2 separate regions of the Homo sapiens genome follow, and region 1 is linked to region 2. A link is an interaction called in ENCODE POLR2A ChIA-PET data of the cell type or tissue named here. Cell type or tissue: GM12878. All regions are shown on one strand. Each heading gives the region's core, and the rest is flanking DNA. Links, peaks and the distances in the headings are about the cores only. Region 1 holds the start of LOC105376140 (a long non-coding RNA gene). Region 2 holds the start of LINC03062 (long intergenic non-protein coding RNA 3062).

Region 1 (15,388 bases), core at 4,338-12,337, 68 kb before region 2:
GAGTCATGGGGTCTGTAAAAAGCATAAGGGTGTCGTCCCTAACCTTTCTCAGCGGAAGTCCAAATTAGAGAGGAACACATCTCAAAGAGATAGGTAACTGTGGCTTTGAAGCCACAGTTTAATTTATCTAATGAAGTGGGTTCCAGTGAGATTCATAGAAAACCCACAAATTGTCTGAAAAAAACTACATCAGCAAAAGCACTTCCAGCTTGAACTAAAAGGGACAGAGCCAGGGCAAAATGAAAAGAGGCAATTGGACCTCAACGTTTGACCGGCAGGAAGGAGGCTGAGAGAACTGCTCAGAGGCAAACACATTTTGTCTTTCATAAAAAAGTAAGTATACTAAAAGGACAAAAGTAGGAGCCCAGAGGGTAGAGCCAAGAGCCACAGAGAATGATTCCCAGGCCTTGAGACCTAACCAAAAAAATTCCAATGTTTTCCCAGCTGTACTTCAGAATTGCTATGGATCAGTGCCTACTGTGTGCCTCCCATTTCCCCTTTTATGAACAGAAAAGATTATACTGTTTATCCCATGCCTGTCCCTCCATTGCATGTAGAGTGAGTGAGGGGAAGATAACTTTTGTCTTGAGTTCATGAGTATAAGACTGAAAAGTGCTGTACTTGAGGATCTGTACTTAGGCAACCTCATCTAAGGAGCCTCACTCATCCCCTGGACTTGATTTAAATGATGAGATTTTTGACTTTGAGCTGGTGCTGTAATGTAATGAGATTTGGGGGGACCTTGTAGGACATAAATTATTAAGAGCCAGGAACAGCCTAAGTTAGGCAGCTCCCGAAATGGTTCCCAGGGGTCTCCACCTCTTAGAGTTTACACTCTAATGACCCTTTCTCTTTGCGGAGGTAGGAAGCTGAACCTGGTGGGTAGCTTCTAATGAACAAAACACAGCAAAGGTGATGGGAGGCCACTTTCAAGACAGCGCTATGAAACACTGTGACTTTCCTCATGCTTGAGCTTGCTCTCCTTCACATGCTCACTTTGTTGAAGCAAACTGTCATGCTGAAGAAATCCAAAGGGCAAGAAGCCAAGGACAGCCTCCAACCAACAGCCAATGAGGAGCCAAGGCCCTCGGTCCAACAGGCTGGGAGGAACTGAACCTGCTTGTAAGGATGCAGTATGCAATGGACTGAATGCTTGCATTCCCCAAAATTCACACACTGAAATCTTAATGCCAACGTGATCGTTTTAGGAGGTAGAGCCTTTGGGAAGTGATTAGGTCATAAGGGGGGAGTCTTTATGAATGGGATTAAGTGTCTTTATGAAAGAGGCCTCAGAAAGCTTTCTCATTTCTTCTGTCATGAGAGGACACAGAGACAACATGGCCATCTATGAACCAGGAAGCGGGGCCTCAACACGCACTGAATCTGCCAGCACCACAATCTTAGACTTCCAGCCTCCAGAACTGTAAGAAATAAATGTCTATTTTTTAAGCCACCAAGTCTGTGCTATGTTTTGTTATGGCAGCCTGAACTGACGGAGATACAGAGCTTCCTCCATTCAAGCTTTAAAATGACTACAACAGGCCAGGCACGGTGGCTCGCACCTGTAATCCCAGCACTTTGGGAGGCCAAGGCGAGCGGATCACCTGAGGTCGGGAGTTTGAGACCAGCCTGACCAACATGGAGAAACCCCATCTCTACTGAAAATGCAAAATTAACTGGGCATGGTGGCACATGCCTGTAATCCCAGCTACTCAGTAGGCTGAGGCAGGATAATCACCTGAACCCAGGAGGCAGAGGTTGCAATGAGCCGAGATCGCGCCATTGCACTCCAGCCTGGGCAACAAGAGCAAAACTCCATCTCAAAAAAAAAAAAAAAGACTACAACAGTCCCAGTCAACACCACAAGGGACCCTGAAGCAGGGGACCCAGGTAAGCCTGTGCACCATTGTATATGCCCAGATCCCTGACTTGCAGAAACTGGGTGGTAATAAGTGCTACTGTTTCAAACCATTGTGTTTTGGGGTATAATTAGTTAAGCAGAAATAGATGACTAAAACGTCCCACTTTCCAGGGGAATAGGGGATTACCTGGGTACAAGTAATGACCTTGGACCAGTCTCACCTGTGACCCCCAGGAATCCACATCACTGAAAATGCTTATTTGAAATGAGGTTCAAGGGGTGGTCCTGACCTTCCCAGACTAGGACCAAGATGGTTCTTATGGACACTGCTGCTTGTGAATGGAGGTGAGGGCAATGGCTTCTGATTCCCCATAGCTCCCCATAGCTCCCGTGAGGGCTTCTGTTACCATGACACCTTGGATCTATACCTATGCCATGCCTCCCTGGTCCCTGAGAGCAATGTCACTGTCACTAGGGATCTCAGAGCCCATTCATGTGTCCACTAGCAGAGAGGGGCCACCGCACCTGCACACTGACCCCTCAGCCAGATTGAACCCAGCAGGCTCTGGCTTCCCCAGGGTGAGTGTAGGAGAATTAATGCTATGGGGGTCTTGATGAGGTGAGAGATGCCTGGTAGGGAATTCCCTCCCTCCCCTGCCCCACTGCTGGGCTGTTCTGAAGCCCAGTTGTTCTCTCGGCCTATCTGAAATGCCCCACAAGAGGCACAGGTGCCTGTGGCCATGTGGCTGCTTGTCCTCCTAGGACACCCCACCCTGCCCCTGCCCCTCACCCTGCTTTCCTGGGCTTCCACTCCCTGCAGTCATCACAGGAGCCTTTGCCTCAGGCTCTGTTTTCAAGCTGAAGATGGCACTTCAAAAAAGCCAGATGAGGCTCTAGACCAGGCCAGGTTGGAGGACTACAGCACCAACTGTGATCCGGCAGTGGGAGCAGCCACCAGAGTTTCTGCCCCTGCATGAGGCTCCTGAAATGCCCCAGCAGGAGTAAAGTCCCTGCATTCCCTAGACAGGGGTGGAGCAAAGGGGCTTTTCTCAGTGCTCAATGTGAGTCCCCAGCAACCAGCAAAGAGGGGATGGCCATGTGGCAAGGACTGACAGAGGGGACCTAATGCCCAGGGCCACCCAGAGAACCCTCAAGTTCTCCAAAGAGCTGCCTGCTCACCTTCTGTGAGGCATGGGCATGGAGCTGTGCTTCTGCCCCACGTGTGCTCCAACAGTAGCTCTGGCCGCGGAGGGAGGAGGGAGCCCAGGGACTTTGTGACACTGTTTTTCACCGTAAGCTTCCTTAAACAAACAACATTGCCACGAGCCAGAATTAATTGAACCCACATGCCAGTGTTCTGAGTGGCTGCCTCTATGTGTATGTGTGTATAGAGATATGTAGGTGTGCATGTGTGTGCATATATATGTGTACTGTGTACTTGCATATCATGTGTACATGTGCATTCTGTGGTGTGCTTGTATGTGCATATGTGTGTGAGTGTATATGCATTGTGTGCATATATGTGTGTGTGTATGTGTAGTGTATGTGCATGCATGTATATATGTGGGTATGTACATAGGTATGTGTGGATGTGGCTGAATGTGTGTATGTATGAGGGTGTGTGAATGGGTGTGTAGGTGCATGCATGTACATGGGGGTTGGGCACGTGTGTGGGTGTGTAGTGTGTGTGGATGTGCATACATATGCGTATGTGGGTGTATTGTGGATGTACCTGTGTGTGTGTATGCATGTGTGCATGGGGGGTATGTACATGGGTGTGTAGTGAGTGGCGTGTGTGCGCATATGTGTGCGTGTGTACAGAGGTATTGGTCTAGTCCTCCCCAGCGTGCTGAGCCATCGCTCAGGGCTAGCAGTCACTGCTGGGCTATGTGTTCTGCACTAAATCGTCACAAACAAACAATGTTCCCAATTTACAGATGAGAAATCCAAGGCACAAGGAGGTGAAGTCCCTCACCTAGGCCATGGGGACAGCTATACAGCTTGGGTGGTGACACAGACCTGTGTTGAGATCCCTGGCCTGCCACAGCCTGGCCAAATGGCTCGCCTTTCCTTTACCCCTCCTTGGTAATGTGAGGACAAACTGCTCACCTGCAGGACCTGTGGGGAATCTGAGAGCTCTCGTGTGGGGAGAAGCTTGCCTGGTGTCTGAGAGAGCAAGTGCCCCTCCTCGTTCACTCACAGGAACTTCCTGCACACCTACTCTGTGCCCGGCATCACGCTGGTGCCATAAATCCAGCTCCTGGAAGCAGAGCTCAAGCATGGATTCATGTGATTTCTAAAGGGTTTGCTCCTGGATAGCAAAAATGGAGGGAGAGGTGTGGGGCAGGGAAGGGGAAGAGGCCAGGGTACAAGTTCAGTAAGAGCCCCAGCCCCTACCTGATCTCACCTGCAGCATCGATCGACAATGAATGTTTAAGCTGTGACGTGGTTGTTTAAGCTGCCTTGAATGGTCCGTGGTGCTCGTTGCAGAGACCCTAGCAGATGAAGACAACCCCAGGCCCCCAGAGCAAAGGGAAAGCAAGGCCTCTCATCCTCGCTGCCTGGACTCCCCCGACCGGGCACTCCATCTCCCCAGGAAGGAGTGTGGGGAAACAGCCCCGTCTACACTGGGGACAACCCACTTCCAGAAGCCCCTGTCCAATACTTTTACCCTTGATTTTTCAGCCTGGAGCATTTTATAGGAAATATAATCCACATGGCATTGAGTCACTGGGCCTGAGCTCAGCAAAAGTTGTTTTGTAAGAAATGTTTTCTATCCACCAGAGGCCTCTTTTCTTAGAAACAGGAAGTCATTTTTAGCCAAGAATAAACAAGCTTGACACTAAGCAGGTTAGTTTTTCACACAAAGCCCCTGACGGACTTTGTGGACTTCTTAGTCATAGGTTGGATTTCCTTTTCGGACTCTTTTCTTTTGACTCTTGACTGTTGAAATAAGATGAGTTCGCACTGGACCTACTGCCCACGGGACCCCCACCAAGCCACCACGCGAACATGGCGTGCATGGCCCAGGGTAGCAGCAGAGGCCACGTGACTTCAGCAGGCCCGATAACACTAACAGCTACCATTGACGGGGGTACCAGTACTTGGTGGCAGCATGCTGTAATCGTAAAGAAAATGAGCTGTAGATTTCTGAGCTCATCACTCAACCTCTCTAAAGGCCACAATCCATGTCTATAAAGAAATGTGGACAACCAACTGACAAGCTCGTTGTCAGAATTCAAAAAACCAGTGTCAATGTGCACGCCCATCTCAGTGCAATGCCTGGCATGGAGCACATGCTTGATAAAGGGTAAGTAATGTCACTACTGGAGGTCACATGAGATTCACCAACAGAGAGAACAGGGGCGGGAAAGGGGCTCTTTCACATTTGTTTTAATCCCTAGAACCCAGTGCTGTTACTGGCATGTGGTAGGAATGTCATTTACTATGCGTTGAATGAAAAGAATAAATGAGGATACAGACGCAGTCTGCTCCTAAATATTTAACAGCAATCCTGGCTACTTAGGCTTCTCCCTCCAAACGTATTGCTTCTTCAGCTAAGACAGCAGAAGAGGTGATTTAGTCTACGGTTGTTATACTCGGCCACAAGTGAACACAGAAATAGTCCAGAGTGTCACAGGTCCAGGGCAAAGGACTAACATGGACAGTTATGGACATGAGCAAGGTGGGTCTCAGAGGTGGTCTTGGCGATCAGATGGCGATGAAGTTCTAGATGCATTGAAACAAGCTCTAGACAGTAGCATGCAGTCCAACAACTTGTACCAGCATCTCCAGCCTCTGGCATTCATGTTTCTGCTCCTGGCACCTCCATGGGTGCAAAAACCTAGCGGTTTACTTGGACCTCTGCCTCATCTTTCTTCCTTTGAGCTTCAGTCTGTGCTTTTGCTTCTTTCTCCACTTGGCTCTCGCGGTGCAGAGGTTTCCAAGAAGATGGCACTAAGGCCAAGAGACGTATTGCTTTGATATTAATCAGATAGAGTTTATATCCCTGTCAAACTCAACAGGAAAGTTTCATGGTTTTTTTTTTTCCACTTTAGCATGGATGTTCCAGGTGATGGAACCCAACTGTGGGTTATTTAGACAAGGCTCTTGCTTCCAATCCACTGGAGTGGGCGAAAGAAAGAAAGAAAGAGAGAAAGAGAGAAAGAAAAGACAAGAAAGAAGGAAAGAAAGAAAGAAAGAAAGAAAGAAAGAAGAAAGAAAGAAAGAAAGAAAGAAAAGAAAGAAAGAAAGAAAGAGAAAGAAGGAAAAAAAGAAAAAGAAGTGGAAGAAGTGGAAGCAATGACCTCAGGTGAGTCTGAAGCGGCAGGTTGCATTTTCCAAAGATGGCTGAATAACATCTAGCATCCCACTGTCTCTTCCGCGGTGTGGCCTTGCCAGTCCCTTTCAAGGGCCTCATCTCTCCCACTTGACTCTGGGCCAACCTCTGTGACTTTGTCAACCAATACAAGTTCTGATTCTTCCAAGCCCAGGCTATCCAGAGGCCTTGCAGCTCCTTGTCAACTCTTGGGACCTGGCCCTTGGGATGCTCCCTCTTGGGACCTGGCCACCATGCTAGGAGAGGCTGAGTGGAGAGGGCTCATACGGGCACTCCTGAGATCCCAGGCCGAGAGGACAGCTGAAAGCCAACATCTTTGGCCAGGCACATAGATGAAGGCACCATCTTGGACATCCGCTCAGCAGAGGTTTCAGAGACTCCAGGTCTGGGCACTGTCTGATTGGATCTGAAGCCTCACCATTGTGAGGATGGTGTGGCCAAGCCCAATCTACCCACAGCACCATGGGAGAGAATAACAAATTGTTGTTCTAAGCCACTGAGCTTTGAGGTGCTTTTAAATGCAGCCATAGTCAGCCAGAACAGTGAAGAGGGCATCAACAGGACAACAAGTCAATGAGAGGACAGGACTTCAGGAGTGATGGGAGGAGGGAAGCTCTCTAAAGAGGCACTGTGTAGCTGAAATGCAGGTGACCAGGAGCCGGGCATGCAAAGGTGAGGAGAAGCATGCAGAAGCAGTGTGGCAGAGATGCTCAGGCGGCATGAGCTGGCCTGGGGTCGGGTGGGCAGCTGGGGAGACAGTGAGCAGGTCAGAAGGGGCCAGGGGAGCTGGCCATGTGGACAGCAGCAAGGAGTTCACCGGGAGGCATTAGGAGCAGTGGCGAGCCTGCGAATGGCTTTAAGCAGGAGGCTTTGTGGTCTGACACACCCAGTGGGGAATGGATTAGGTCTGGAGGGTAAAGAAGGAGGTGGGAGCTGGGAGGCCACCCAGGTGAGGAGTGGGGAAGTGGCAGTGGCACCTCATCTCCTCAATGACCAATGTCCCCTGAACTGGCTGCTCAGAGGCTGATCTCTCTTGATGACAGGCCTCTGGGTGGGGGCACTGGGTGGGTACCCATACTGTTCACCATGCAGGGCTGACCCCACCAGTCTGTGCCAGCCTATGGCGACTGCTTCCCTGGGAGGAAGGACAGAGTTGTGTTCCTTGATCAGCACCAAGCAATGATGTTCTGTCTCATTTTAAGAGAACCCAAATGGCTCACTGGTGAGGCTCTTCCATGGAGGGGAGCAAAGCACAGAGGTTTCCGGAATGATGAAGCTGAGTTCTCACTGGTGGCCTGACTACCAAACACTGCTAGCACTGACTTCAAACTTGCAATTGCTTCAATAAAATGCCAGAGAGAACTCTTTCTAGAACAGTGGCTTTTGAACTTCTCTCTGGCCCCATAAAGAATTGCATCTTACTTCGGGAGGCCGAGGCGGGCAGATCACGAGGTCAGGAGTTCAAGACCAGCCTGGCCAACATGGTGAAACTCCGTCTCTACTAAAAATACAAAAATTAGCTGGATATGGTGGCGCGAGTCTGTAATCCCAGCTATTTGGGAGGCTGAGATGAGAGAATTGCTTGAACCCGGACCCGGGATGCAGAGGTTGCAGTGAGCCGAGATCGCGCCACTGCAGTCCAGCCTGGCGACAGAGGGTGAGTCTCAGGTGAGTCTGAAGTTTGACTCTGTCAAAAAAAAAAAAAGGAAGGAAGGAAGGAAGGAAGGAAGGAAGGAAGGAAGGAAGGAAGGAAGGAAGGAAGGGAAGGAAAGGAAGGAAGGAAGGAAGGAAGGAAGGAAGGAAAGAAAGAAAGAAAGAAAGAAAGAAAGAAAGAAAGAAAGAAAGAAAGAAAGAAAGAAAGAAAGAAAGAAAGAAGGGAAGGGAAAGAAAGAAAGAAATGCATGTTGCCTGTCAGCCGGCACCTCCAGACATGGCTGTCCGCCAAGGACAGAAGGCTCAAAACACGGACTTCCCACAGGCAGAATGCACTGGTGTTTACTCTGCTCTGCTCTCCCACACATTAAAAAAACAAAAACAAAAACACTGGTCACTTCCCACTAATGGCTCTGAACCAAAAGTTTAAAACCCTGTTCCTGAAGCCCACAGTGATGAGAAGGATGGAAGACCCGGCCTTCAGGGAGGCACCTGGCCCACGCTCCAGCCCTCACCTCCCTCTGTGCTTGTGCCTCACCATTGGGCCAGATAAGTACCCCCTGGTTTGGGCCCCGGGAAGAATAAGGAGATGGAGATGTTCTTCCTCCAGTGATCAAGCTAGTGTTGTCTAACCGAAAGAGGAGAAGCAGGAGGGTGGGACTTCCCGAGACCAGCCCCAGCTCCCAGCCCTCTGTCACAGAACTGGCACCAGGTAGAACCCCCAGAGCAATCTACACCCCTCCCAGCTCTGCCTTTCATGATTCAACCTTTCCATGGGGAGGTTTAACATATGAAAATGGACATTTCACCGCACACAATCCAGATGCAAATACAAGGGGGCACTGAAGACAAATTTTCAATGTAGCAATTAGGGATAAATTTGTCAACAGAAACTAACTGCAGCCTAGATTTATAGTCAGTGCTTTCCCCGAGATCTTCCCTGGGGACAATTCAGCAAATGCATGTCCACCAAATGCTTTTCAAATCTTCTGCAAGATGTAATGTTCTGTTGCTCCTCAGATGACTTTTTAAAAAATTTTAAAACAATGCAATTTCTTGTGACCAAACCTTATATAAGAATGATTTTTTTAACTTCAAAAATAATCAATTTATATCTCTGAAAATTCTATGTCATTTTACAAGGAAGGGAAAATCTTTTTAGCAACATAACACACGCATATATGTTAAATTTTTCAAACACTCCTTTCCAAGTTGCTTGGCTTACATATTTTCATTTACACAACTAATCTATTTTCAAAATTATTAACACTCATGATAGCCTTTAGTGACTGGAAAGAACCCAGAGAATCAAGACGTTTATGATTACAGGAAATCTATCCCAAAAACCATACTATACACACTGAGCTCAGCTCCTCTTCCCACGTAGGGGCAAAATGAAGAACTATTCAATGAATCTTCCTAAGTTAACAGGAGACATTTGAAGTTGTTTTCAAAGTTTTGCTTTACACACAAAGTGACATCACTGAAGACTAAATGCTGACTGTTTGTCTTCTTTTGCCCAAATTCCTACTTAAGGGGCCTGGAGAGTCACACTCTACAAACCATAAAGTCTCATCAGAGGGATTTTATTTAACCCTATATAACGTGGTGGCTTACTTTCCAACCTGACTCTGGCATAACATCACGTAACAAGGAAGGAAACCAAAATATTTTAACCCCAAATATATTTTCTTGCCATATCTTGAAATTGCCCTGCAAAGTCATCTCTTGTGGGGAAAAATCTACATTCTATAAAGAATGCCCTTTCCCTTTTCCAGACCTTTTCCCTGATCCAAGAGGGAGTCAACTACGAGTCTGGCACCTTTTTAAGTCTGATAAGAAACATTCACAATCTATTCTCTCTGAAGCCTCCTACTCTGGAGGTTTCATCTGCATAATAAGAACCTTGGTCTCCACAATCCCTTATCTCAACCCAGACAATTGCTTTCTATTGATTCCAGGTCTTTAGATAAACTCTTTCAACCAATTGATAATTAGAAAACTTTTAAATCTACCTGTAACTGGAAGGGCTCCCCACTTCCCCCAACCCCTTCAAGTTGTCTCGCCTTTCTAGACCAAACCAATGTACACCTCAAATGCACTTGATTGATGTCTCATGTCTCTCAAAAATGTGTAAAACCGGCCGGCGCAGTGGCTCACACCTGTCATCCCAGCACTTTGGGAGACTGAGATGGGCAGATCACCTGAGGTCGGGAGTTGGAGACCAGCCTGACCAACATGGAGAAATCCTGTCTCTACTAAAAATGCAAAATTAGCCAGGTGTGGTAGCACATGCCTGTAATCCCAGCTACTACAGAGGCTGAGGCAGGAGAATCGCTTGAACCTGGGAGGCGGAGGTTGCAGTGAGCCAAGATCGCGCCATTGCACTCCAGCCTGGGCAATAAGAGCGAAGCTCAGTCTCAAAAAAAAAAAAGAAAAAAAAGTAAAACCAAGCTGTGCCCCGACTACCTTGGGCACAAGTTCTCAGGATCTCCTGAGGGCCGTGTCACAGGCCACAGTCACTCATATTTGGCTCAGAATAAATCTCTTCAAATATTTTACAGAGTTGGACTCTTCCTCAACATCATTTTGCGCAAGTCTCTCTAGAGGTAACTAGGGGTCGAACTGCATTTGTTACGTTGATGGAGAATGCCAAATGACCTTTCTCAGTTGGTGCATCATTTTTAACTCCCATTTTAAATATTAGTGGGTAGTGACCAGTGTTTTTGTTTAAACTATTTATACTAAGCAATATATGGGAATGCCTATTTCCCTACACAAGTGTTACCACATTTTTAAAACATTTCTGAAACTTCTGCAAAGTTTGATTTTTTTCATTACTCTTTTTTTTTAAACTTTTTATTGAAGTATATCCTACATACTGAGGCATGCACAAAGTGAACCCATTCACGTAACATTCTTGATTCCTTCCAGACACTGTTTCTCCTAGTCACAGGGCAGGTGTGTGCTCAGCTTTAGTGGAAACTGCCAAACAGCCTCGAGGTTGGCTGCACCAGTGCGTACCCTCCACCAGCAGTGGATGGAGGTTGGCTGCTCCACACCCTCACCAACACTGGCTCTTGTAAGTTTTGGGATTTTTTTCACTTTGGCCAATTTTGTGGCTGTACATGAGGATATCACCTTGTGGTTTTCCCCGGTGACTAATGAAGCTGAACACCTCTTTTTGCTCGTGGACATTTGGATTTCCTTTTCTGGGCAGTGCCAATGCTTCACATTGATTTTTTTTTTGTCTTGTCCTATTGATTTGTAAGAGCTCTTTGTATATTTTGATTAAGAGTTCTTTGTCAGATTTATGTATTGCAAATATCTCCTTCCATTCTGAGGTTACCTTTTAAATCTTGTAATGTTATCCTCGGAGGAACAGAAATGCTTAATCTTAATAGAGTCCTACTTATCAACATTTCTCCTTTTTGAACCTTTTGTGTCCTGATTAAGAAATGTTTGCCTGCTCCAAGGTCATAAAAATATTCTATTTTTCAAAGTCTTGTTGTTTGTGCCTTTTGCATTTAGAACTGCAATTCATTCTGAGTTTGAAAGGAGGTGGGAGTCAGATGAACTATTTTCTATATGGATAGAAAATTTATTCCTCATTTATTGAGGGAAGAAAATGTTCCCTCTGTACTATAGTATCTTTTTTGCATAAATCAAGTATCCATACAAATAACCATACATAACTGTTCCTAGACCCTATATTTGGGAACTAAAAATAAAATTCTAAACCCCTTAATGACTGAACAAACCCCCTCTTGGCCAAGGAGACCCCAGAAACACCTTAAAAACTAAGTTCCATGATGGGACAGGTGGTCAGACATGTCTCATTAAACTCTCTTCCTTTTGGGGTTCTCTTTCTCTAGCAGCTAAACAAGCTCCAGCCTTGAGATAAGCAATATTAAAGCAATTACAACCCATCCAGCTCACCGAGGCTGAGTAACTGAACGCCTGTTCCACCAGCCACAACTACAGCACTGGCTCTGGCTGGTTTACAGAGGCTGTGCACTTGAATCCCTTCATGTCCTGAAAATACCTCTTGACGTATAGGGCCTGACTGTAATACATTTAAATGTTCAGTCTCCACCCCAAGGTAGACATAAGTTGTATGTTACATACATGTGGGTTCAGCACACATGCATCAGGACCACCTCATGAATACTCCTAGCTCCTCCTATAACCTGTTGAAGATGCATGTTTATCCAACCCATTTAGCACAAAGCTGCTGCCCTAATCTCTCCTTCAGAGTGCCTGTCTCTGGCTTTGGCCAAAGGCAAGCTTCCTGGTCTAAGGGATGGCCACGTTGATGGCTGTAACCATCAAGTCTCCTTTTCCAAACTTATAGATTGTGTGATTTTTAAGTTAGCAATGTCTTTTTTTACACTGATCTGTCCATTCGTGTGCAAACATCACACCGTCTTAATTCCTCTAGCTTTCTAACAGATCTTTCCTTCGGACAGAGTGAGTAGTCCAGTTTTATTCTTCTTCCACAAAGAATTTGGGCCTTCGGATTTCCTACATTAACAAAAAACCCTGCTCTTAGCTGGGAGTGGTGGCAGGTGCCTGTGATCCCAGCTACTCAGGAGGCTGAGGCAGGATAATTGCTTGAATCCGGGAGGTGGAGGTTGCAGTGAGCTGAGAGATCGCGACACTGTACTCCAGCCTGGGCCACAGAATGAAACTCTGTCTCAAAAAATAAAAATAAAATTTTAAAAAACCCTGCTCTTTAAAAATTTCAATATAGCTCTTACATATTTCATGTGCTTAAAACTGTTTGTATTCCCTTGTCTGAAAACTTTTATTAATATATTTTAATCCTTTTGAACTATTGGTCTTTTTGTTATTGATTTATAGGAGTTCTTCATAAATTAGGAAAATTAGCTCCTTGTCTACGATATGAGTTGTAAATATTTTCCCACATTTCCATTTGTCTTTAGACTTGGAAATGCGTTGCCCACATTATTTTATTTTTATGTGTGTCAATCTTTTCCAGGTTTTTGTGTCTTTCTTAGAAAGGCCTTCCTCACTCCAAGGTTGTCATTACAACTGTTTAGAAACATGCATTTGTACTGAGAAGAGAGCAGCTGTTTTGCCAGGATGATGGAATGTGGGAAGATCCCTTCTGTTACGTATTTCCTCTAGTATTGCTATCACATATGGGGATACTATTTTAAAATAAATGCCATGGCCAAAGCATGGTGTTGGTGCTTCTGAAATGTTCTAGAACCATGTTACTAGCTATGACACGGACCCCTCCATGCCTTGATGATGACTAGGCCTAAAGACCCTTCACCTACACAGGCCACTCATGGTATTGAGAGGTGCCTTAGCAACAGATAATCATTATTATACCTTTTCTTAAATTTGACAAAGTAAGGGATTTGAACTGCAGTGGGTTCAGTCTGCCAGCAGTTCACATTCTAACCCCTCCTAGAGGTGGGGGTGGGGGGGAATGTAAATTGTGTTGTAATTCTGTGTTCTTTCTCATAGCAGGCACTCCAGCATCAGTCCCATAAAACCTGGACTTACTACAGTATCTACCTAGGAAGCACCAAATAGCATCTTGCACTGATACCACGCTCTTAGAAGAGTCCAGCTGCTGGACGCAACCTGCAGAGGGACCGTAGAGAAGATAAGGCTGGAGTGGGAAAGGAAGAAGAGGGAGTGAGGGTTTGGAACGGGATGGTGCTGGAGGCAATTAGGTAATAACTTACCTGAGGACAACTTGAACCCAGAGCACTGTCTTTCAGAAGTCTACCAGGTCAGCCCAAATCCAAAATGACTCCTGTAGCAGGCAGCACAATCAGAGAATGGAAATTAGCAGAAAATGGGGCCAATTCTGTCTCAACACCTGGATCAATTTGATCTGAGTGGTCAATCTGGGGAGAAGCCCTTACTGGCCTCCACTGCCTGGGGGGCAAGCTGGACTTCCAAACTGGCTCATGCAGATGGAGGTGTCCTCAGCCACAGGGCATCAGCAGCCAGGCCTGGATGCCCCCATACGGAGCAGCCCTGAGCTCACCCACGCCAGGCACTGGGGACTCAGACTGCCCTGGGGACTGCAGAGTCAAGCTCCCCTATCCACCCCCAGCCCCACATGGTCCCTCACAGGCCGTCAGGGACTCTCCCAACCTTTGTGTAGCAACGTTATCAGGGGTTTTCCAAGAAAGGCTCCTTCAGCCTTGCCTGGGGAAATTACAGAGCGGTGGGTGGGAGGTGGAGGGGGGGCCACCGCCAAACAGTTTTGCGTGTTCTGCTACAAGCGTCTCACCGCTTCCTGCTTTTCTCAGCATTACAGAAAACGCCTCTCTAATTTTGGCCGTGGCTCCAACAGTAACTCAGAAAGAAGGCAAGACACTGGACAAGTAGCTGCAGCGCTCTTAGAGGTGTGCACGCCATTTACAAATTTCTATTTAAAAAGAATTTGCATGTGAATGAGGTTCAGGACAGACACAAATCGACCTTAAAATATTTGAGGGCCACTAGCTCAGGGCTCCAAGCCACCAGGCTGATAGAAATACTCAGCCCCCTCCATCCCTGGAGGTTCCTAATGAAACTCAAGAATTCTAGGTCTTTCTTGCTCCTTTTCAAGTGATGTGAAAAGCCTCACAACATTGGAGAGAGTCCCTAAGGCTAGCAAATGTGAATGTCAGTGTAAACTGCAGGTGTTAAGTTTATCTTAGTTTATCTTGTATCATCTGCAAGCCTGGTTTCTAAAGGTCACTTCTCTGACAAAGGAGGTGAGTCTTTGTTTTCTAACCAGAGACATTCAATGAATTCTTTTTTAAGTTTTCTTGCCCATTTAACATGCAAATGCTACAGAATAATTGTGCCACATTGTAAATTGTGATGTAGGGGCAAGAAGCAGGGATTATTTCTGGATCAAGGGATTGTTGCAGTCTCACTAAGAGGTGCCACATGGATCAACACACACCCCCATCCCTGTATTTTGTTTATTTTATTTTATTTTATTTTATTATTTTTAAATTTAATTTTATATTTTTGAGACAGGGTCTTGTTCTGTCACCCAGGCTGAAGTGCAGTGCTATGATTTCGGCTCACTGCGACCTCCACCTCCCAGGTGCAAGTGATTCTCGTGTCCCAGCCTCCCAAGTAGCTGGGATTACAGGCACGTGCTACCACACCTGGTTAGTTTTTGTGTTTTTAGTAGAGATGAGGTTTCACCATGTTGCCCAGGCTGGTCTCGAATGCCTGAGCTCAAGCTATCCTCCGGCCTCGGCCTCCCAAAGTGCTGGGATTACAGGCATGAGCCATTGTGCCCGGCCCCTGTATTTTGTTTCTTTAAGAGACAAGAAAGAGCTAGAGGTGGACACTCAGACCTTACATGGCAATTCTCCTGGCCTCACGTGTGCAAATCACCAGACAGAACTCTCTGGAGAGGGATGTGGGCGCACCAGGGCCCTTCCAGCTAATAAAGAAAGCCAAAAATAAGACACGTGAACAAACACACTAGAGAAAACAGTGCAATGTGAAGACACCTCAGCTGCAACTGAAGAAGGTAATGT
Region 2 (15,388 bases), core at 4,300-12,299:
TCTCAGGACCTCTGCTCTGAGGCATCTTGCCTAGGCGGTGAGGTTTTGCATTTTTACTCAGTTTAACTCAGGTTTTATGACTCCCACATCTTGGGAGGAGACAGGGAGGAAGAAAAGTTGGGGCAACACAACCTCTCCAGCATCATCACCACTACCCCCGCCTCCCAAAGCCTCAGAAAAACAAGTCTATCCACCAGAAAGGGCAAAGCATTCTCCCACAGGCAAATCTGCCGCACGAATGCAGAAGGCGCTAATAAACATGATCATAAACTTGGAATCCACAATCCACAACATGTCAAAGGATTTGGAAGAAAACTTTAACTCCTGTGAACTACATTAAATTCTAATCTCCTAGACATTCAGAATGAAAATGCAGCTTGCTACAGCTGGGCTCCCGCTCTGTCCTTTGCAGACTCAAACATCCACAGCATGGTGTTTGTGCAATAAAAACTTTAAGTCAAAGCCTGTACACTGCAGAGATAGAAGGACATACCCAAGATTGTCCTGGTAGCTCAAAATAAATACACAAGCATGCTTTTGGATTCCATCTGTAGGGGATTTTAGCCCTATTTTTCAAAGAGCCTCCTAATCTACTCATGAAAATTGGGTGTTTGTAGCCACTAAATCTAGCAAAATCCATCTAAGGGTAGGCAGGTACAAATGTGCTGACCACAGCACATAGCCAGGTCTACAATGAAGGAAAATCTAATACCATATGGAAATAATTGAGCCTATCAATATCTCCATTTAAAACTCCCTCTTTGACAGGAAGATCCATAATAAAGTTATTTAAGGAGTCGAAAATCTACTTGTTATGTTCTAATAAGAAACGCACGAGTTTCTAAAAACATATTCCAGTCCTTGTGTACCATGCGGCATTTTGCATGTTTCTCTTCCTATATTTTTTCAATAAAGCATGGTGGTTGTTGGCTGTCAATGAAAGCCACCTGTGATGTGTGGAGTTGAACATGGAGGATGTTCGTGGGTTGTCTGATTCTAAGCAGGCTCATGCAGCCTGGAGGTGAAAGTACCTGGAGTTACATTTTTATGCATGGGGGAGGGACAATTTAGTACCTTTTTGGAAATACACACACAAAATATTCAATGATAAGTGATATGGTTTGACAGTGTCCCCACCCAAATCTCATCATGAATTGTAGCTCCCATAATTCCCAAGTGTCGTGAGAGGGACATTGAATCATGGGAGGTAATTAAATCATGAGGGCAGGTCTTTCCCGTGCTATTCTTGTGATAGTGAATAAGTCTCATGAGATCTGATGGTTTTATTAAGGGGAGTTTCCCTGCGCATGCTTTCTTGCCTGCTGCTATGTAAGATGTGACTGCTCCTCATTCACCTTCTGCCATGATTGTGAGGCCTCTCCAGCCATGTGGAACTGTGAGTCAATTAAACCTCTTTCCTTTATAAATTACCCAATCTTGGGTATGTCTTTATTAGTAGTGTGAGAACAGACTAATACAATATGCTTGTGTTCACTTCAAGTTTTCAAATTTAACACTAATGTGGAATTTCATTTTGACCTAGGCTCTTTCCCGGTGAGATAGGATTTTTGTCTGCAATTCTGAACAACCAGAGTTTCCAAGAACACAGTCAACTAAAGGACATTATTATATAAAACTTTCTGACTCAGCTATTCTTTTCCTACTAAATATGATTATTTATGAAAACAATTAGGCATAACTGTTAAGATGATACCACTCTGACCATCAGATGCAGCTACAGGATAGGTTTGAGGAAAGGCAAACACAAGGAAAACAAGTTCCTGTTCCCTTGGTCCCTCCAGGGCAATGCTGGCATCAATGACTCTTGATGACTTTATTCTTCTGTAAATGAGTAAGAAGATGCTAAGAGCTAGGAAGTCTCCATTTTTCTATTTAGAGTGCTATGTTAGTCCATTTCGGCTGCTATTACAAAATACCATAGACTAGGTGGTTCTTAAAAAACAGAAATGTATTTCTCACAGTTCTGGAGGCTGGGAAGTCCCACAGCAAGGCAATGGTAGATTCAGTGACTGGTGAGGGCCCCTTCTTCATAGACCATGACTTCTCACTGTGTCTTCACATGGTAGAGGGGGGAAGGCAGCACTGTGGCCTCTTCCACAATGGTAGTAATCCCATAAATAAGGGCTTCATCGCCCATGACTTCATCACCTCTGAAATGCCCTAACACCATCCTAACACCATCACTTTGGTGGTTAGAATTTCATCATATGAATTTTAATACGAATTTTAGGGGGGACACCATCAGACCATAGCAGTGTTTGACCCCAGCACTTTCTTTTTCCATCATCTTGTGAAAACAAAAGGAAAGAAAAGCAGAGCACCATGCTGCCCCAAGTAAAGACACATTTATCTCTCATTTATTCATTCTATAAACAGCTTTGTGCCCATTACCAGCTAGACTCTGCAAAGACAAGGAACACTAACAAGTGCCCCTGTCCCCAAGGTGTTTGTAGGTATATTAGCCAAGATGAGTTAACACCTATGAAAACAACTCTTAACTCTCAATGATCTAATAAGCTATAAGTTTGTTTATCCCTTTGTCCCAGTGTACCATAGGTTGGGGGAAAGAGTGATCCACACAAACCTCCAGGGACTCAGACTTGCCCTCCTCAGTGGCCCTGTCACCACCATATCCTCGGAGGTCTCCAGGCCCTCTTTGTCTGTCCAGCAAATGAGAGGAGAGAACCTGAAGGAAGACACAGAGAATTTAAAAAGCTGCCACATCCGCCCACATCCTCTGTGCAGAACTCCATCCCAGGGCCACGGTGGCCTGCAGCAGAGGCTGGAAACCCATGAAGAAGAGGGTAAAGAGTGAATACATGCACTGGTAATATGGATGAACACACACTCACAATGGTCTAGTCACCCCAATCAGGAAATAGAAGTCCCTTTTCCACCTGCACTTAGCACCAAACTCCTTTCTGCCCAGAGATGTGCACGCAACTAGAAGTTTGCATCCAGCACTTATGTTCTTTCATTGGAACTCCAAATCCAAGGACATCCTTCCATTTCAACCCCTTCATTTTCTTCTGACAATTTCCTTTAATAAGCACAAGTGTTCCTTTCTAACACATTCAACCAGAACAGAGCAAAGTTTAAAGTAGAAATATAAAATACTTTCTCAGCAGAGAATAATTGTTTTTACTCTAGTGAACCTGATCATTTAATAATTGAAGCTTTCCATAGCAAATGTGTAATCTCCTATAGATCAAGTGTAAATATTTAAAATTATTTTCCAAATGTCCAGGCAACCCTGTGGGTCCTCAGTCCCTTTCTTCTTGTTTACAGAGCTTCCTGTTTGGAAGCAGAGAGAAGTAAATAAGAAGTCCAGGTGCCCAGGTATGCTGAAGAGTAGGTGAGGAGCCATGTTTTTTGTCTCAGTTTTACTTCCAGTGATAGCAGAGCCAGGAGAGCCACATTCAAAAACCTTAGGAGTTCAGCCTGGCCAACATGGTGAAACCCCATCTCTACTAAAAATACAAAAATTAACCAGACGTGGTAGTGCCGCCTGTAATCCCAGCTACTCAGGAGGCTGAGGCAGGAGAACTGCTTGAACCCGGGAGGCTGAGGTTGCAGTGAGCTATGATCAAGACACTGCACTCCATCCTGGGTGACAGAGCAAGACTCGGTCTCAGAAGAAAACAAAACAAGAAAAAACCCTTAGAAGTTGATACCTAAATGGTCAATGGGCACAACAGAAATTTTATTCGTAAATTAAAGCATGAGGCTCAGCAATTGAGTTAGGAAGTTTCTGTCTGCCTATAATCTAAAATTCAGTAAGGCAATAATGATTTCTTCTTATTGCCATGGACCTGTTCAGGGCATCATGCTAAGTAAAAAAATAAAAATAAATAAAAAATAAAATTAAAAAAAATTCAGTGGCTGAAGACAACAGCAATGACTTAACATTTCTATGGTTTCTGTGGGTCTTGGCTCACTCAGGCATTTCTGGCTGGAATCCCCTGAGGGCTGGGCTGCAGTCCCTCATACTGGCTGTCGGCCACTCCTTATGGCTGCTTGAGTGTCCTCGCAATATGTCAGCTGGCTTCCCACAGAGTGAGAAAACCAAGAGACTGCGGGCCAGGCGCCGTCTGTGATCTGTATCACTTTTTATGACACAGCTTCGAGTCACATAAGGTGACCTCCATCACAGTCTACTGAGGGAAGCAGGTCTCAGGGAAGAGAACAGAGAGCTCACCTCTCAGTGGAGGGGTGTCAAGCCATACTACAAGAAAAGCTGATGAGAGAGTTTGTAGGTTGATGTGACTGCCTTTTGAAAATGCAATCTTTTTTAGGGCCTAACATGCAAATCTTGGCTTCTAAAACTAACCCTGAGATAATTTTATATAGCTAAACTCACACAGCCAGGAAGTGAGGGAAGGGAGAGGAGAATAGAGCCTATGGACTCCGGAGCCCCTTCCCCAGCACTCTGAGAGGTCTCCACCAAGCAGGAGATTTTGTTTTTTGTCTGGAGACAGAGTCTTACTCTATCGCCTAGGCTGGAGTATGGTAGCACAATCATGGGTCATGGCAGTCTCGGCTTCTTGTGGCTCAAATGATTCTCCCATCGCAGCATTTTGAGTAGGTGAACTACAGGCATGTGCCATGTGCCACCATGCCTGGCTAATTTTTTTTTTTTTTTTTGGTAGAGGCAGGGTCCCACTATGTTGCCCAGGCTGGTCTTAAACTGAGGTCATGTAAGCCTCCCACCTCAGCTTCCCAAAATGCTGGAATTACAAGCATGAGCCATAGTGCCTGGCCAAGATAAGATTTAATACAGCACTCTCGCTGGGTACTCAATGTTAGCCCTCATTGAGCAGGTGGTGGACAATCCCAGCCCTATCAGAGTAACAAGAAAGGAGATAAACTCTGTGAAAGCCTTCAGGGCAAGGCTGTTATCTGTAGCATCAATAACAATGGTAAATCCTGACCTGGCCTGAGCTCCTCCCAGGACCCACCAAACGCTCTCCATCCCATATCCAGCCGGGTCAAACACCCGAGGCATAATGCTGGGTGCCCTTTTGGGTGTCATTAAAGGAAGAGAAAAAATTAACTGTGAGGGTTTTAGAGACTTAAAACTCTAAAACTAAACTCTAAAACTCTAAATTTGCAGGGCAGAAGCTGCAAAATGACAGCAGGCCCAGCGCCGACGGGAAGCAAGTATGACTTTCCATGGGCCCACAAGCAGCTCTGAGGTCCTGAGCCTGGCTGGTCTGTGACTGTGGAACAGTAAGATTCAGGGTTCCAGGAGTGTGATGGCCAAGAATCCACACCACCCCTGCCCCAGGCAAAGGACTCAGCTTTCAGCTGCAAGAACTCCACAGAAGCCTATATAGGGTCTTGGAAGACAGCAGGGCGTCTGCCAACAGAGTCCCGTCTCTCTCTTCTCCTCCCCCTCACTCCTCTCTCCACTGCTTCACTGGACTTTGAAAAATATCATGGAAGGGGTCATTGGGTCTAGGGCCAAGAAAGGGGCTAAAAACCTCCATCCTGGGTAACTGTCATTAACACTAAGATCATGAAAGTCAAGATAAGCCCTCTTCTCCTTGATCCCCACCCCACCATGAGATTTGCAGGGCAAGTCTGGGAGGGAAAAGAAACGAGTCCTGATAAATGTAAATTGACAGGCACCCCTGTTCACAATCTGTTCTAGGTACAATTCCACATGGCTCCCCCAAGACAAAGATGTTCCCCTTTGATGGTGCTGTTGTCTTGGGGAGAGGCGCAGGCACATTCTGACTGGCCAGTTCTTGCTCCCTAAAATAGCCTGTGGACTATGCCCTCCTCGGGGTCGGGAGGCGGGACAAACAGCTCCTCTCCAGCCCACCCTCATGCTCCCACTCTGTTCTCCTCACTGACCTGGCCACAGGCTCTTCCACCCCAAAGGAACCCATAGTATCTCAGGAGCTCTGCCCTGAGCAGTCTCCTGCTAGGGAGGGCTGGGAAACAGGCCCTCACCGCCAGAGCATGCGACACAGCCTGTGAGATGGTGACAGTGGGTCCGGCTTTTTCGCTCAAGTTGACCAGGGCTTATGCTCCTGCAATGCCAGGTCAAAAGCACAGCCACCAAGTTCTCCTCCAAAGGCCCGACTCCTTTGGAACTCACTTCCTGGGGGGGTCAGAACAGAGTGTACCCCTACCCCGAGTCCTGGCACAGGGACACGGCCATATAACCTGGAGACTCTTCCTGCTACAGCCAGGAAGGCACCTCCTGCCACCAGGAGCCGGGGCTGGAGAGGGCTGGGCTGCCTGCCTGGCTCACACCAGGGGTGGTGTGGCTAGGAAGGAAGAGGGGAATCTCAGGCCTGTCTGGAGCACCTTGGGGATGGAGTCATAGGGGAGGGTCTAGACAGTGGCTATTCATTGCTTCTCCTTCCGGCGCTGCAGAAACTTCCTCCTCAGTCTGAGTTGGGCAGGGCCCACTCGCGTCCGCCTTCGAATCCCTTTCCTGCTGGTCAAAGGCAACCCCTCTGACTCTACCAGAGAGGGCCGGAAATCCAGCTGCCCACAACATATCCTGCCATGGCCTCCACAGAGCGCATGGAGCCCGGGGAGGCTGAACAGGAAAGGCAGAAGTGAGATCCCATCCCACCAGGACAGCAGATTCGGTGCCTTGCATGATGGCAGCTGACTGTGGTGGGTGCGTCATTTCAGGGGCCCACAATGGGCCTTTGGTGCCTCCCAGGAGCCCAAGGTGGCAGTGACTGCACACAGCCAGCTAAGAACGTGTCTGTCTGTGATGTGGTACCCACCAGGCAGGGATGTGGGGCTGAGGCACAGTCTCTGCTCCTTTGTGCAGGGGTGGGACTGCCTGATAGATGTGTTTTTCCCACTGCCCCCACTCTAGCCAACAGCCCGGAGAAGGGGAAGTTTGACGTCACTCATCCCCCACGGATGGCAGTAGCCAGAAGGCAGGGGCCCTGGGGCCACCAAAGGCAAAAGCCCACCAACAGACCCTTGGTTATGATGAGGGTCAAGTGGAGCACATCTTACCAGTGTGTCCCAGAGACCCACGCTCCTCCCAAGATAACACCCAGACTGAGAGCCCACTTCACCTACCCCAGCTTCTCTCAGGGACTCCAATCTGGGACTCTTGGGGTTGGGAGGCTGCATCCTCTGCTGTGGTGGGCCCAGGCTCGGGTCTCACAGGTGCTCCAGACCCATCCTCCTTCCCCCCAGAGCCAGGATGGGGATCCAAAAAGCCAGGAAAGCCAGGGACAGGAACAGGGAAGCCACCGGGAGGAGAAAGGAAAGACAGAGGGGCGGAGACCAGCAGCTGCTCTTTGAATGAAGAGAAAGCATTTCAGGCAGCCAAACAGAATGTCAGCAAACCTCAGAAGTAATTCACTCCCCCAAGCCCAGACTTATGGGGTTCCCACTGGTGCACCAGGCGCGGGCCAGGCCGACCCGGAACATTCAGTACAAATGCTGGGCTGCCAGCTCGTCCCTAAAATAAGACTCCAGCTGTTGGCCATGGAACTGCTTGGAAAGTAGAGCTCCCTGGGACAGGAAAGGAGCCCTGCAGGGCAGAGAAGCAAAGCTGGGGGAAGTGAGGCCTGCTCCCCTGTGGCAGAGGTTGGATGCGAGAGCCGTGTGACTGCTGCCAAGAGCTGCTGGCGTGCGGCCCCGGGGTAGCTGCAGGAAGGCACGCTGACGCTGGAGCCATCCTGCCATTCCCACAACAGTTTCTTCTGAAATCGACATCCTTCTTTTCCTGCACTTTGACCCCCACCTGATCTTGGCAAGGGTCTTTGGGCCACACAAGGCAGGCTAGTGTAGGGGTCCCTTTCCCCCTTCTTCAACATCCTGGCCCTTGAAGGAGTGAAGCTGGGGCCCCAGGAGCCACACTGCGGGGACCAGTCCCTGAGCAGGCAAGCAGGCTAATTCACATGGGCTGCAGAGGAAGGTGAGGGAGGCAAGGAGCAGGCCCAGATTCCTCAGCAGGGCTGAAAATATCCATTAGTGATGAACCAAGCTCACACTTCCGGGCGAGTATGAGTGCAGGGGTATTAAATGTCATGAGATGCTTTGAAACGAAAAAGAAGTTAACTTGAGACTTCTGCCTCTGTGTTGCCATCCATGTACAGAGGAAGTAAGACGCTAGCAGGTCCTCCAAGAGGGTATCCACCTGTACCTCATTCCTCCACCCCACACTATTGGGTGAATATGTAACAAGCGCACTTCTTGCTCTCATCAACGAAACAATGAATATTTGTGAGTCTTTCCTACAAGGCCAGCACTGTCCTAAGCACTTTCTCTGCATTTCCTTCTTTGAGCCTCATGGTAATCCTAAGAGGTAAGCACTGTTATTATCCTCGCTGTGCAGATGAAGAAACTGAGGCAGGGAGACGTGACATAGCTAGTCCCAGGCCAGGCAGCTGGTAATAGGGGTCTGGCTGGAGACTCTGTGTCGTCTGCCTTGCCCATGCTACCCCAGGTGGTGGCAGCTGCTCAGAGCCATCCACACAGTGCACACTTGCCAGTTCATTCTATGGAGCCCACACTTCTCCACGAGGAATGAAGAGGGATGCTGCAAGGAGGGGCAGGGGGAGGTCATAACTGGGATGATTGAGGCTTCAGAAAGTCCCTGGGCACATCCCAGCCTACCTGCTCCTCCTCTTCCAGGGTCAATGTGTGGTCTCGAACAGGTTGGCAAGAGCTCAGGACTTGGGGCTGGGGCTCCTCGCCTTTAAGATGGAGCAAGCTGGCTGTGACTTGTGTTGAATTCACTCCTACAGTGCAAGAATTCTTCCAGGACAAAACAAGAGCCTGCCCCTGGAGTCTGCATTTTAGCAGAGCAGGGAGTGCTGGATCACCAGGACACCATACAGAAGTAAGTCCTGCAGAGATGCAGTCTGGAACAAGGCTGTGAAGAGTCAGCAAGCCCAGTGGTGTCCAGAGTGGATGCCGGGTCTCAGGGGGACCCTGCCCAGAGGTCCTGGGGAGCTGAGTGGCAGACAGGGAGGTGGGAAGCGGAGCAGAGGAGCAGGTCTTGATCACAGAGCTCCAGGCCCTCTGAGGGGGTGGGTGAGTCACCTGAGGCTGGATTTCCACACACAGAGCTCGGCCAGTGAGGCACAGCCCACAGGAAGAGACACAAAGGGAAGCCCCACCTGGTGCACACGCTTGTATGGACAAGGCTGCTTATCCCACACCCCAGAGCCCCCCTGGTACCTGCCCGTCCATGGGCCATGGTTCTGGACTGACTTGGATTCATGATGCCCACCTAGTTCAGATTTAGAGGATGGCACGTCCTAACACCTTCACTGGCTGGGCCCAAAGGCATGAAGCCTATGTGGACAATAGGGAGGGGTGGGGTGCTTGGAAAACTGGAAGCTGTGGGCCCAGCAGAAGACAGGTTTGAAACACAGGTATCTGTTGTTAAACTTGTCTGGGATCTGAGTCCTGACCCCCAGCCCCTGGTGAAGCTTCCAGCTTTGTGGAAGATCAATTTGAACCCAGTTCAAACCACCTCTACTGAGATAACTGAAAAAGACTTGAGGCAGTGACAGGCCAGGGACAGGATGCATGCGGAGATGGACTTCTGGTGCAGATGATGGGCCTGGCCACAGAGAAGAGTCCTGCGAGGCTTCTGCTAACCTGGGAGGGGATGAGGCAAACACCTGCTCCAAATGAAAAGACATCCAGACACACAGTCCCAGACACACAGCTCTATAGACACATAGCCCCCAGACACACAGCCCCTAGAACACGTGGTGCTCAGCAGTGAGAGACAGGGAAGGAAGCCCGCAGCCGGCTCTTGGAAAATCACTCATTTGGGATAGTCATTAAAATCTTCTGAAACCTCCCCTCTTCTTAGGGCTGCTGCAAGGTACAACAGAGCCCACATGTGATAGAGAACAAGCACCTGCAAGTGCAGAACTGACTTCCTTTAATTTCCTTAAACTCAGGTCAATTATTTTTAGTGTATTTTGTTTTTGATGGAGTCTTGCACTGTTACCTAGGCTGGAGTGCAATGGTGCAATCTTGCCTCACTGCAGTCTCTACCTCCTGGGTTCAAGTGATGCTTCTGCCTCAGCCTCCCAGGTAGCTGGGATTACAGGTGCCCACCACCATGCCCTGTTAATTTTGTTTTGTTTTGTATTTTTAGTAGAGACAGGGTTTCACGACGTTGGCCAGGCTGGTCTCGAACTCCTGTTCTCAAGAGATTCGCCCACCTCGGCCTCCCAAAGTGCTGGGATTACAGGCATGAGCCACGGCGCCCAGCCTATTTTTTTAGTGTATTTTTAAATTTGTGGAAAAGGCCTATGTTTTCTTTAATGATGAGTATTTGTCACAAATTGGGGATTAAAAAAATAAATCTATCTCAGGGACTTATTTCTATTAGGAAGCTAATCAGCATAAAAGTAGCAGCTAGATACCTGACCATAAGGCAAAGGCATCCTATAACTCAGTGAAGAGATCCCTGATTCCAGGAACCTACGCTTGGGGTGGGCCTACTGCATCTCTCCTGAGGGAGCGGGGGCTTCCTGGAGCCCTGGAGAGGTGGGCTCCCAGGGGGCAGGCAAGACAGACCCTCAGCCCTTTGCTCAGGAGGGTTTTGGCAAATGTCTGTGGAATGGGAGATTCTTACATGTGGCAAAGATGGTAGCAGATGTGGCACCATTTCTGGAAGATCCAGTCCCTGCTAGGTGGGTTTTCGAGCTCCGGTAAGGTGTTAGGGCTCCGTCAAGCAAGGCGTGACTGCCAAGACCGGATGGCCAGGTGCAAAGGAATCTATCAGCATCTTATATTTTGTATTTCTTTCATTCTTGGTCCCAAATGTGTACTACTTGTTATCTACAGTCATCAGAGATTAGTTTGTGGTTGATTCTCAAGGGAGGCTATACAAGAATGGAGAAGCATGTTGAATTCCTCTACCTTGGTGAGTCAAATGAAAAAAATCTGAGTGGACCCTGGGCCATGCATCCAGGAACCATGGCTCACCCTTGAGCAGCCTGAGTGAATTTCAAGCATATCTCTGCAGCTGCTAGGGGGAGAGCAATCTGTGTGAAGCACTGGCCGTGCATATCTACCGTCTCTACATGAATGGCAGCTGGCATGGTTGGAGGACTGCCCTGGTTCTTACATGGGGCAGCTGGAGCTGTCTACAGAGCCACCCAAGGTGAACAGTGGTTGGCCAACGTTAGCAACCCAGCCACGATGGGCTTCTGGAGCTTCTCTGGGCACACGTGGCTAGCACCTGTAATGGCTTAGCAGAATGAGGGTGCTGCGGGGGGCCTTGAGCCATGGCCTGGACCCTGAAATGCATGGCACTGACCAAAATCCCAGAACCTTCCTGACTGTGTTTTTCTTAAAAGATGCCACCCACAAACACTAGGTCCTTCCACCCTCGGGTGATCTGCTGGGCTGGCTGCTGTTCAAGTGGCACCCTGGGCTGGCTGCCAGGGGAAAGCAATGCTGAGCACCCCTGGCCACCTGGAGACACTCTCAGTCTGGCTTAAGCCACCTGCCTTTATCTTACCTAAATGGCAGGTAGACTAGATGGCTGGGTACAACCCAGGCTATGGGTTGGTGTGTCTGAGCTGGCTTGTTCAAAGCCATTTGGACTGTCACTTCCTAGCTAAACCAGGCCAGCAACGATCCTCCAGCTCCTGCAAAGGGCTCTGGGTGGCTCCGGTCCTGCTTCTCCACACAAAGTTGCCCTTGCAGGGTTGCCTTCTGAAGAACGTTCTGTTTTCAACTAGGTACTATCTAAAGACTGACCACAGCAACTCCTCCCACACACCTCCTTTCCACAACAAACAGTAACAAAGGAAAAAATTCTCTTCTGAGCTGACTATGGAAAAGAAAGATTTTGCCTCCTGCGCTCGTTTAAATTGACTCACTCTGTTCTATTCAGAACATGCCAAATGACTAATGGACACGGCAGAGGCACAGCTTTAATGGGAAAAACAGTGGGGCAGGAGAGTTTCTCAACCATAATTGTGGGACTTAGGTATTACACTGCTTTTAAAGAAACTGGGGTTACTGGAAAGTGTGTTGCTATTTTGGTAGGTGGCTTCATGGCCTGGCCTTCACTATGGAATACTGCTCACACCCACTGTGCATATCATTCCCAAGTTTGCCCAGGAACACCCTGGGCTTTGTCCTCCCACTTTTTAGCATTAGATCAAAGTAATCCTTGACTTTGAGTTTACAAACCCATTGTTAATATTAGAGCTCAGCTTTAGGTTCTGTCTTTGGAAACTTTCCCCAGAGATACGGATATAAACAAATTTATTGTTTTGTTTTGTTGCTGGTACATTTTAATTTATGTATGATTCAATCCATTTTTTTCCTACTGGAAATGTTGTAAAAGATGAATTCGGAAGTGTGTGCAGTGTCTACTTATCTTGATGAGCAGAGCGTAGGAGCCAAGAGATTGGATACCAGAGCATTTAATTTTGTCTTAAATTTTTTTTAATCTTGTGTATTCACAGAGAAAGCAAAAGGAGGGCATAAACGTTAACTGGGTAAATCACACTGCATACAAGACTGCGCAGTCCTGGGCAGTTCTAAGGATCTGTCACTAAGCTGCCCCTGAGCCTCCATTTCTTCTTCTGCAAGGTGGGGATGATGATACTCCCCAGCCTGTCATTGTAAAGATGAGCTAAGTGATGCAGGTAGCTGGGCCGCGTGGAGAGAAAGCACTCGGCATCTGGGTTTAACTTCATCCAGTGACCCACCGAGCACAGGAAGAGAAGCGCTGATAGGGTGGCCGTGACAGCGGGTATAACCGTGGCCCAGGAGAGCACAAGGACGTGTCATACCATGGGGTGTGTGTGGTATGCTAGGGCTGCCATAACAAAGTATCACACACGGGGCAGCTCAAACAACAGAAACAGATTGTCTCATGGTCCTGGAGGCCTGGAGTCAGAAACCCAGGGGTCTGCGGGGCCACACTCCCTCTGAGACTCTGCGTGGGACCCTTCTGTGCCTCCTCCTAGCTCCTGCCCATGTCAGCGGTCCCTGGCATTCCCTGGCTTGTCCATGTACCCTCCCATCTCTGGCCCGTCTGCACTTGGCTGTTTTCCCTGTACATCTGTCTATTTGTTTTCTTATAAGGATACCAATCATTAGATCAGAGCCCACCTTAATGACCTCTAATTACATCTGCTAAGACCCTATTTCCAAATTAGGTCACCTTCATGAGGACTGGATCTCAACATGTCTTTGTGCGGAGGGGATGCAGAATTCATAGCAACAGAGAGCACCTGGCACTGACTGGCCAAGGAGTCGTTTGGCTTCCAAGACCCCTCAGCTGGCCTGGATCCACACCAGCCTCTGAAACTGAGGATGTGATGGAAAGCAGGCATCAAAGTGTCCCACCAAAGGTGTCTCAGCCCTGTCCCGTGGATGCAGCTCCATGCAGAAGGGAAGCCGGTCAAAAGCACCCTCACCTGTCATCCCATGGAGGGCCCCCAGGGCTGAGCCTGCTCCAAGGCCTCCCAGGGAATCAGGTGTGACCCTGGAGAGGTGGGGTGGCCCCATCCTCATGGTTATCCTGGGCACCTTCACCCCCAGATCAGAGGAAGGGAGAAAGCTGATTAGGAACATGCTATCGAGTGCCTGGAACTGTAGGCAACTGGAGCTCCAGCCTTGAGGAGCTCGGGGGTGGGGATGTAGACCGTGTCATGTCATGGAGGGGTGAGACGAGGGGATTTATGCAACAACCCTCAGCTCTCCTGGACTGAAACTGTTCTGAAGAGCATGACTCCCATGGCCAGGCATGGCCAAGTTGGGCCAGGACGTTTCTGCCAGAGACAGAGAGCTGCAGAGGTGGCAGGTGGACCCCCAGGAGGCATGGGTAAGGAGGTCTTGCCTGGTCCCTTACCGCACCCCAAAGCAACATTGCATTACTGGGATGCGAATGTTCCAGGCAAGCCCAGGTTACAGGTTGATTTGAGGTGCAGCCAAGGCTTAGCCAAGCACCTCCAAGAGCCCCCTTAAGGAATAGAGGACTTACACCCCAGTGGCTGGAACCACTTCCTGGCCCTCCAGGGACAGCCTCGCTGAAGCGCGCTGCCCTACTCCTCCCAGGCAGCCTGCTCCTGGGACCGGCCCACCTTGGGGTATAAAGGCCTGTCCTCTTGGCCTGATTCAGGACACCTGTGCAGGACCACCCGACCGAAGGTTCCAGTGCCCTTGCAGGTTCACCTGAAGCTCCCCATCTCCTTTCTTCTACAGGCATTAATCCCAAGAGTGCCCCAGAAGTCTCCTCCTCAGTAAGTGTCCCTGGGAAGGCCATCCACAAGACGCTGCTGCATTTGTCCTCCAAGCCAGAGTACTCTTCAAAAGTTTTACTTCTTAGGATCTCTGATAAGAGCTGGAGCCGGATCTGGAGCCTCTCACCTCCACCCAGCCCTTTCTGTGATGGCAGTTTACACAAATCTTTAAACAAACTTTGGTGGGATCAACATGGTCGGAATGCTTTCAACATCTGCTGGCGTTCCGCATGCCAGTCCTGAAAGATTTCTAGCAGCAAACATCCCATTTCCTTGTAAAACAGAAAGATTTCCCTCTCTACGAGCTGCTAATAAGCAGATGCAGACCTGCATGTCAGCCCAGTAAGCTCAGGAGAACAGAGGCTCCTAGCTGGGCCTTGGACACTGGCATGCTCTGCATGGCTCCCAAGCTTGGACTTGTAAAGACCTTAAAAGCAAATGCCAACACTATCGCTTAAAACCAGCGGTCACATCCTGACAGAACAAGGAGTCCAGACTGCCCAAAGGTTGCATGTCCAATCAGGCCCCATGCCAGATGCACTGGGCAGCAGATCTGTGAGGGGTCACCCACTGCAAGTCAGGCTCTGCCCTATTCTAACTTGACTCCTCTGTGCCAATCCAGGAGACACTTATAGAGGCAAGCCTCCAGGAAGTTCCAGCCACGGGCCACATGACCCAGCAGCCTTACCTGGGCACTTGGAGATTCTGGCATATTAACTATGCCCCAACCCCCTCCAGAGGGTGGTGATCCAGGGACCCCAGAGACAGGAGGTCAGGCCATCAGCTGTACCCATTAAAGTGGATCACATCGGAGTGTGGCCTGCAGCAGCTCAGAGAAAGCAATCATCATTCCCTTAGTTCAAGCTCGCTTATATTGGGTCCACAACAAACCTTGGCTACAAGGTTCCAGGTTTGATGCCCTGTTTATTTTTAAAGGTGAAGACAAGGAGCATGCAGAAGGAGCCCAGCCATTCAGGGAATAACCCTACCCCTCAGTGCAATTTGTATTTATCCATTTTGGGGTGAATGTTCCCCAAATTTATAAAGATGTTAAAATTAACAGATACAGTACTTAGGGGGAAAGGCAATACCAAGGGGCCATTCACGTGGCCTATCACGCTTTTAGCAGGCTGCTGAAA

The links. Peaks named below come from ENCODE experiments on the same cell type or tissue, not always from the same donor. Only the 100,000 strongest peaks of a DNase experiment are listed, where the experiment ranks them.
Region 1: POLR2A ChIA-PET joins it to region 2 with 10 read pairs; 3 of 35 experiments call an interaction of 5 or more read pairs at or near these places.

The regions. Positions count from the first base shown.
Region 1 is chr9:89,700,177-89,715,564 of GRCh38, reverse strand. It overlaps LINC03062 (long intergenic non-protein coding RNA 3062), which reads right to left. Exons shown (of 6, transcript NR_024280.1): 5 at 13,577-13,647. LOC105376140 (a long non-coding RNA gene) reads left to right here and starts at 11,099. Exons shown (of 3, transcript XR_001746827.2): 1 at 11,099-13,623; 2 at 14,153-14,248. RefSeq lists enhancers at 2,790-3,290, 13,907-14,226, 13,043-14,242. In GM12878, for the core only: no CTCF peak of the experiment used is centred there; a DNase peak (open chromatin) is centred at 8,663; H3K4me3 peaks cover 1,006 bases; H3K27ac peaks cover 1,540 bases.
Region 2 is chr9:89,631,672-89,647,059 of GRCh38, reverse strand. LINC03062 (long intergenic non-protein coding RNA 3062) reads right to left here and starts at 7,277. Exons shown (of 6, transcript NR_024280.1): 1 at 7,081-7,277. RefSeq lists an enhancer at 6,965-7,534. In GM12878, for the core only: no CTCF peak of the experiment used is centred there; no DNase peak of the experiment used is centred there; H3K27me3 peaks cover 179 bases.